2 separate regions of the Homo sapiens genome follow, and region 1 is linked to region 2. Evidence: read pairs that join two places in POLR2A ChIA-PET (ENCODE). Cell type or tissue: IMR-90. All regions are shown on one strand. Links, peaks and the distances in the headings refer to the core of each region. The heading gives the core; the rest is flanking DNA.

Region 1 (4,395 bases), core at 149-4,148, 390 kb after region 2:
ACATCACTAGACCAAACTTTGAACAGCCTGAGAAGCTCAGGGGTCTCAGGCTTGAGACCCAGACCCTGGCAGGGATCCTAGAGAAAACCAAGCTTGCAGCTGAAAGGAGGGGATGGTTGGTGGACTTCCCCTGACTCCAGGGTTAGCAGGAGGCGGTACCCAATGCCTTCTGTATCCAGACGGGTTCTCCCGTGAACCCATGACCTTGAGACTACTAAGCTCAGACAATTATCCTCATTAAAGAGCAGAGGATTTACAAGCAAGCGAAGGAAGTTAGTTCATCCTGAGAAGTTGTTATGATTGTTGCTAATACTAAAGTGAGCTTTAACCTTTATCACTTTTATAGGACACGGGAAGAATCAAAGTCGAGCATGAAAGGTAAAAAATTTCCTTCATTGTTTGAATCTCTGTTTTTAAGGAATTAGCATGGTTATCCATTTTGTAGTAGTCATAATCCTTAATGTACTCCCAAATGTCCTGGGTTCAAAATGTCCTGGGTCAGGAATCTTCAATGAACAAATTAGCTAATACAAAATGATGTAAGCTCTCATTATTGTCCTCAATATAGGTAAAAGCAAGCAGTAAAGAAAATTAAAATGATAATTAATAGTATTATGTCTCTATTAAGTAATGGAGTCAGTTTACTAAACCCCTAGAAAACTAAGAGGCAATGATTTCATGATTTCATTTCTCAGATGATTCTGTTGAACACTCGTGTTCCATGAGATTTGAATAGTGTATTACGAACACTGTGTTCTATGGCCAGATAAGGTTAGAAATACTGTGTGCCATGATCCTCTTCTTGGACAGTCCTGTTGCAGTTCAGTGTATTAAAGATGGAACAGGTACTGCTTTGAAGGAGAAAAGGAACAAGAAAGAGGTAGAAACAACAAAAGTTTAACTTTGTTTAGCCCAGTATTCCCAAACATCTTTGACCTGGAAACATGCTTTCTCAGATTACCTTTAATATCTCACAGAAAAGTTGCAGGAGACTGTAGTCTGGGACAAGTGGCACTTTCTGATTAGTTTGTGATAAACCTATTCTAAGGCATTGGAGATTCAAAGAATCAGTTGGAGTAATCATCACAGGACAGCTGGTCTCACTGCTACCCATCTACAAAATAAGACAAGGGTCTTTGAGACTCTCTTCACACATGTCTTAGGATGGGGAACCCATACTTGATGGGATGGTCCCAATGGAGAGGTTTTAATTTAACAAAATTCTCCCTTGTAAATTTATTAATGATTTCAATTCTTCCCTATGGTCTAGAATTGCTTTATTGATGTTTCAACAGGCACTTATTCAAATAAGTTATATATTTGAAAACAGCCATGGTAAGCATCCTTGGCTTCTCACCCATTCCTCATGTGGCATGCTTTCTAGACTTTAAAATGAGGTACCCTGAATAGCACTAAGTGCTCTGTAAGCTCAAGGAATCTGTGCAGTGCTACAAAGCCCACAGGCAGAGAAAGAACTCCTCAAGTGCTTGTGGTCAGAGACTAGGTTCCATATGAGGCACACCTATGATGAAGGTCTTCACCTCCAGAAGGTGACACTGTTCAGAGATCCTCATTTCCTGGAGAGTGGGAGAAAATCCCTCCTTTGGGAAATCCCTTTTCCCAGCAGCAGAGCCCACCTCATTGCTTAGTGATCATTTGGAAGGCACTGAGAGCCTTCAGGGGCTGACAGCAGAGAAATGAAAATGAGTACAGTTCAGATGGTGGAAGAAGCATGGCAGTGACATCTTCCATGCTCTTTTTCTCAGTGTCTGCAACTCCAAAGATCAAGGCCATAACCCAGGAGACCATCAACGGAAGATTAGTTCTTTGTCAAGTGAATGAAATCCAAAAGCACGCATGAGACCAATGAAAGTTTCCGCCTGTTGTAAAATCTATTTTCCCCCAAGGAAAGTCCTTGCACAGACACCAGTGAGTGAGTTCTAAAAGATACCCTTGGAATTATCAGACTCAGAAACTTTTATTTTTTTTTTCTGTAACAGTCTCACCAGACTTCTCATAATGCTCTTAATATATTGCACTTTTCTAATCAAAGTGCGAGTTTATGAGGGTAAAGCTCTACTTTCCTACTGCAGCCTTCAGATTCTCATCATTTTGCATCTATTTTGTAGCCAATAAAACTCCGCACTAGCTGCATCGTGTCTTTTTTTAATATCATAAGGCAAGACAGCACCTCAGGGTTTCATCCTAACAAGGGGTTCTCAGAACATCGTCCATGGAAGATCCAGAGAAATCTCCAGACATCAGACATGTTCACGGCAGCCAGACACTGGGCAGAATTGTCACCCTGTAGCCAGGCAACCTAGGCATGAGTCATGGGTCATGAGGCTCTCCACAATCCACACTTCTGCCAGTAGGAAGGGAAGGGAGGAAACAGAGAAAGGGAGGCCCAGAAAGCCTCACTGGGAGTGTGAGATGACCAAAAAGTATGCTATCTCACTTTTAAAAAGGAAAAAAGCTGAAAGGCCTAAAAGAGTAACTCTCTTTTAGGCTACTCTAAGCTAGAAAAGGAGATTAAGGGAAAAAAATTCTCATTACAGACAGATACTATGGCTCTAAAAGGGGAAGTAACTCATCCAAAATTCAAATTGCAAATACTAGGATCCAGAGTATCATGCCATATTAGTCTGTTCTCATGCTCGGGTATAAAGACATACCCGAGACTGGGTAATTTATAAAGGAATGAGGTTTAATTGACTCACATGTGGACATGGCTGGGGAGGCCTCACAATCATGATGGAGGGCAAAGGGGAAGCAAGACACGTCTTACATGGCAGCAGGCAAGAGTGCTTGTGCAGGGGAACTCCTCTTTATAAAACCATCAGATCTCGGCCAGGCACAGTGGCTCACGCCTGTAATCCCAGCACTTTGGGAGGCCGAGGTGGGTGGATCACCTGAGGTCAGGAGTTCGAGACCAGCCTGGCCAATATGGTGAAACCCCGTCTCTACTAAAATCGAAAAATTAGCTGGGCATGGTGGTGGGTGCTTGTAATGCCAGCTACCTGGGAGGCTGAGACAGGAGAATTGCTTGAACCCAGGAGGCTTAGGTTGCAGTGAGCCAAGATCGCACCACTGCACTCCAGCCTGGGTGACAAGAGTGAGACTCTGTCTCAAAAAAAAAAAAAAAAAAAAAAAAACATCAGATCTTGTGAGACTTATTCACTATCAGGAGACCAGCACACGGGAAAGACCCTCATGATTCAATTACCTCCCACCAGGTCCCTCCCACAACACATAGGAATTATGGGAGCTGCAATTCAAGATGACAATTGGGTGGGGACACAGCAAAACCACATCACATGCTGAGCTGTAGCAGGTGAATAAACCACTGAGACTACGAACCTCTGTCCTCTGAAGAAGATGCCATTTTCTCAAATTCTAGGAGTGTGGGCCACTGTTCTGAGGTTGCTGCAGAGGAGCACTGCTGGAGAAAAGGAAGGGGGAAATCCACATATCCACTAAGACATCGTCAGAATACTGCACATGGAATTATAGGATATTAACAATTTAAGAGACTGTAGACACAGGATAGTCAAAATCTCCCATTTTACAGACAAATCAACAGAGGCCCAGAGCAGTGAAGGCATTTACCCAGACACTCACTGGATCGGTGCAGCTGGATCTAGATCCAGGTCTCTTGACTCATTTAACAGCTGTTAAACCAAAAATGGGTGTGATTTAGTCCCATTGTCATCTGATACATTGGCAATGCCCTGCATATTTTTTTGTCTCTATGTTTAATACTCCTTTGTAAAGGGTAGCTTTTGATATTTCCTGAACTGAGCATCTGTTAAAATTGGATTCATCTTCCCTTTAAGGCAACAATTGGTGTTTCTGATCTTTAATGCCAAAAAAAAAAAAAAAGAAAAGAAAAAGAAAAAAGAAAAAAAATAAAAACAGAATAACCACACCCTAGCAAAAGTGTACTATTGGTTTAACTAAATACATTAACTCTCTGATGTAAAATTAATAATTTATCTTTACTATTTCAAAGAGACTCAAAAATAACCAGTACACAAACATCTTCACTAAGTTTTCTTTGTGCAGCATTTGTATGTGGTGACTTTTTTTTTTGAGACGGAGTCTTGCTCTATCACCCAAGCTGGAGTGCAATGGTGCCATCTCAGTTCACTGCAACCTCCGCCTTTCGGGCTGAAGCAATTCTACTGCCTCAGCCTCCCAAGTAGGTGGGATTACAGGCGCCCACCACTGTGCGCATCTAATTTTTGTATTTTTTAGTAGAGACCGGGTTTCACCATGTTGGTCAGGCTGGTCTCGCACTCCTGACTTCAGGTGATCCACCCACCTGGGCCTCCCAAAGTGCTGGGATTACAGGCGTCAGCCACCACACCTGGCCGTATATGGTGACTTTTGTTG
Region 2 (4,395 bases), core at 321-4,320:
GAAAGTTTAAAATATATAGCTTCTCAAGCTCTCATAAGCACACATTCTGATTTATCATAAGGACTGGAATACAGTTTGGGAATCTGTATTTTTCAAAAGGCCCCCTTTTAGGCAATTCTGATATAAAACCCTGGACCAGATGATGTTTCAGGGGTTCCTCCCAGCTCTAAAATTCCATATCCTGTGAAGTATTGAGTATCATATCAGATCCAAGTAACTCATTCATCATTTACCCTCCCGACTCCCACCCTGTCCTTAGTTCTTCTAGCCCTTCTTAGAGGCTGTCTTACTTCTAGCCCATCTTACAAAGAAAGGGAAATGAAAAGGGAAGGACTAGATCCCTTGATCCAGATCCTTACTCCCATCCCTCCTTCCATTCCCACCCCACCCCTATCTTCTGTCCTCTACCCCTACTAGATGTTGTATTCCAGCTCCAGGGCTGCCATGGGCACTCCAAGAGGAGAACAAGGTACCAAAGTCCAAGAAAGAGACAGAAATTTTGACCCATCTCAAAATTTACACATGGACCTGAACCATCTGTAGATTTTAGACTCCTTGCAAAGGCATTTTATTCCTTGGGATGACACTCTGGGTATTTTGTATTCTAATTTCTCCTTCTGCCAGATGGTCTATAAGGTTCGAACTCTTAAAAAAAGTGCGTTACATTCCCATTTTAATGTAGCATTTTGGATATTTACTGATCTCCTTCCTGCTTTCTTCTTTCTTTTCTTCTTTCCTTTCTTCCTCCCCTTCTCCTCTTCTTCCTCCTCCTGCATCTCTTCCTTCCCCGGTCAAGGAAAGGCCTGGGGCTGGAGTGGGGGTGGGTAGAGGGTTCTGATCTCAGTTCTTCCCACCTATTTAGAGAGAAGTGCGAATATTCAGCTCACCTTGCCGCCGAGACAGACCATGCCTTACCAGCTTCTTGCAGCTTTACGATGAGTCTCTCTCGGTTTCACAGGGCAGTTATTACTCATGACTGATGCTCACCGGCCAAGCCTAAACGTGTGGCACACTCCCCATACCACACACAGACACAAACATTTGCCTGGCTCACATGAACCGGGATGAGGATGCCATTTCCACCTGGGAGGAGCCACGTGACCAGGCGTTCTCAGTAGCCTCCACTGGTGTCAGGGGGAACAGAGCATTCGGCTGTTGCCGGTCTGCCTTTCCAGGACTAGCATCCATGGAAGATGGGGTCCATCGCCAACCTGCGAAGATGTGGAAGGCAAGCCCCTCATTCCAGAGCCAGAAGCTGTGGCCGGCTTCCCCTTCCCATCTCCAACCTGGGCTAATGACAGCTGGCAGATGCTTGGCCATGATGACAGGTCTTTTCGAAGATGTATTTTTACCCTCTGGATAAACAGCAGTTGGCAGGAGTGGGGCGTTTTTATGAGTTGAGGTACTCAGGACTGGAAAATAAACAGCCAGTTAATGAGCCGGTCTTATGGAAACTTGCATAAATAATAACAAAGAAAACATCCCGTCCCTCATGCCTGGGTGAGGGGATATAAAAGCTGCCATCCAGATGGCTGGCCACCGTCAGTCGTGGGGAACTCCGGCTGCGTTACCGACCTGCGAGCTGACGGGCCCGGACCATGGGGTGCTGCCCGGGGGACTGCTTCACCTGCTGCACCCAGGAGCAAAACTGCTGTGAAGAGTGCTGCTGTCAGCCGGGCTGCTGTGGCTGCTGCGGCTCCTGCTGTGGCTGTGGGGGCTCTGGCTGCGGGGGCTCTGGCTGCGGGGGCAGCTGCTGCGGATCGTCTTGCTGTGGATCTGGCTGCGGAGGCTGTGGAGGCTGCGGAGGCTGCGGGGGTGGCTGCTGTGGATCCAGTTGCTGTGGGTCCAGTTGCTGCGGCTCCGGGTGCTGTGGGCCTGTGTGCTGCCAGCCCACACCTATATGCGACACAAAATGAAGACCTTTCCCTCCACCACTGATGCAGTCCCACCGAAAGCCTCCATCTGCTCCAGGGGGACAGCCCCTCGTGTCCAGAACCTTCCATACCCCCAAGACAGTGTCTTGTCTTTCTGTGATTTGTAGAGGAGGGCTTGTTCTCCAACACCTTCTCTGGTATTTCAAGGCACCGAGAACAAGAGCCATACTCTGATGAAACATTAAAACTCGGTCACAACTAAGTGATCCCAAGCTCAAGGGTGAATCCCCAATACTTTACTTATTCACATGAAGTTCAATGTCTTGTACTATAAGACATCCTCTTCTTCAAGGTGTCTTTGGGACTGATCCTCCGCCCTGGCTTTCTGCAGCTTTGAGATGCAAAAAAGGTCCATCTTCTTTGTGAGCCTCTTAATAAATTTGAGCATGCTGGCATAACCTAATTAGTTCTCTTGCCTCTTCCTTGACCTCCCTGCTGAGGACTGGGTTAGAAAAATTCACTCTGGCATCTGCCTTAGGGTTTTTGAATTGTGGTTTTTGGATCACCTGCGTCGGAATCACCTGGGAGCTTGTTAAAACTGGAGACTCTGAGGCCCTCCCTAAGACATACAGAATCAGAATCCACCAAAGTGTGGCCTGGGAATCTGTGTTTTTAACAAGAACCTTAGATAATTCTTATGCACTGAAGTTTGAGAACCATAGATCTAGACGGAAGCTTCCGTGTGCTGCATGAGATTCACTTGAAAAGCTTTTAAAAATATAGATCATTGGGTTTTATCACTGGAGATTTTACCCGTTAGCTCTAGGGCCTAGAGTCCCTAGGGACCTGCATTTTTAAAAGCTCCTGGGTGAATGCTGATGCTGGCCACATTTAATGGTGATTGAGGGGCATGGCTTTCTTCTGCACTACAGCTCTCCTAGGATGGTTCTGCAGGAGGGCTTCAGGCTTGATCAGAACTTTCTGGCAAAGTCGGAAAGGAGGCTTTGGTAAAACAAGATTGGTTCTGAATGGAAAGGATTTCTAATGGCAAAGCTAGTGAATTCACAGTTTCTGAGGATGTTCTGCGCAGTACAGTTCCTTCTTCCAGCCTCATGCTTGGTCCAGTCTCACTTTTCTGTGCTAGGTTGTCTTACCTGGAACCAGCTACGTTTCTTCTGCCTGAGTTCTAAGGAGGAGGGAGTGAGTATACCTCTGCTAGGTAGGGCCCAGCCAAGGTGTGTGGGTCCACCTGGGAGGTTAAAACTCAAAAGACAGTTGATCAACCTTTTGTTGAAAGTGACCTTAAGCTGTGTGTGTAATAAAACTAATTTTGCTCTTGCCCTGGAAAAATAGTATTTATTTTTATGCCTACAAAGCGATGTTTCATTTGACAAAGAAAAATTTTTTTCTGATTATAAGCATAGCAATGAACTCTAAAAAATGAAAAAATACAGAAACATATAAAGAATATAGCATTCGAAGGCTCACCACTCAGAGTCTATTACTGATAAGCTTTCCAGACTGTTTTCTAAGCATAGTTATGAATAAAACTGGGATTATGTTGCTTTTACCTTTTTCTTTAAAAAATTTTTTTGTTTCATTTTTTATGGTCAACTTTATTGAAATATAATTTACATATAATAAAAAGTTCCCATTTTTAGTGAACAGTATGATGTGATCTGACATTCGTGTATACTTATGTAACCACCACTGCACTCAAGATCTTTATGGAACTTTCCATCACCCCCAAAATTCCCAGTTTGTCTTTGCAGTCAGTTCTTCCCCCACCCCCAGACCCTGGCAACCATCAACCTGTTCTTTATGTTACTACAGATTTCACCATGTCTAGAATTTCATATAAAAGAAATCATGCAGTATGCACTATTTTTCATTTTGCCTATCATGTTTTGTATCTGTTCATTGTTGCAGGTATCAATAATTCATTTTTTTTTCTACTGAATGGCATCCCATTATACAGATAAACTACATTAAAAATATATTCACCTACTTATGGGCATTTGGATTCTTTTGTGTTTCTGGCTATTATGAATGAAGCTGCTATGAGCATTCTCGTACAATTTTTTTTTTTTGGTGAACATATGCTTTGTTTTGGATAAATACTTAGCAATTGGATGGCTGTTTAAATGGTAAGTGAATGCTTAACCTTATGTGAAACTGCCGAGTTGTTTTGCAAAGTGGCCACAGCATTTTGTATTCCAACCAGCAATGTCTGAGAGTTCCAGTGTCTATGTCCTTGGTAACACTTAATATTATCAGTCTTTTTATTTCTAGCCATTCCAGCAGGTGTATAGTGGTAGCTCATTGTGTTTTCATTTTTTTCTTTCATTTATGAACCCAGCAGTATTATTAATGTCTTCTTTTGGAGAGAACCTGAGATTTGACTCTGCCTTGGTTCAGTTTCGGACTCTACTATTTGAGCCATTTTCACTCTGGCTGGAACTGGCTTCCTAGGAACTGGCTCTTTAACCCCTAAGACAAAGCCACCGCCAAAGCAGGAGCT

The links. Peaks named below come from ENCODE experiments on the same cell type or tissue, not always from the same donor. Only the 100,000 strongest peaks of a DNase experiment are listed, where the experiment ranks them.
Region 1: POLR2A ChIA-PET joins it to region 2 with 5 read pairs; 2 of 35 experiments call an interaction of 5 or more read pairs at or near these places.

Annotation. Positions count from the first base shown.
Region 1 is chr17:40,920,455-40,924,849 of GRCh38, reverse strand. It overlaps KRT23 (keratin 23), which reads left to right. Exons shown (of 9, transcript NM_015515.5): 8 at 347-378; 9 at 1,767-2,150. The coding sequence ends at 1,861. It overlaps LOC105371777 (a long non-coding RNA gene), which reads right to left. Exons shown (of 3, transcript XR_934754.3): 3 at 3,359-3,442. Among named protein-coding and RNA genes, the nearest start is that of KRT23, 15 kb to the left of the region's middle. In IMR-90, for the core only: no CTCF peak of the experiment used is centred there; a DNase peak (open chromatin) is centred at 2,339; H3K27ac peaks cover 419 bases.
Region 2 is chr17:41,312,854-41,317,248 of GRCh38, reverse strand. It overlaps KRTAP17-1 (keratin associated protein 17-1), which reads left to right and starts at 1,539. Exons shown (of 1, transcript NM_031964.2): 1 at 1,539-2,337. The coding sequence starts at 1,599. The coding sequence ends at 1,916. In IMR-90, for the core only: no CTCF peak of the experiment used is centred there; no DNase peak of the experiment used is centred there; H3K27me3 peaks cover 153 bases.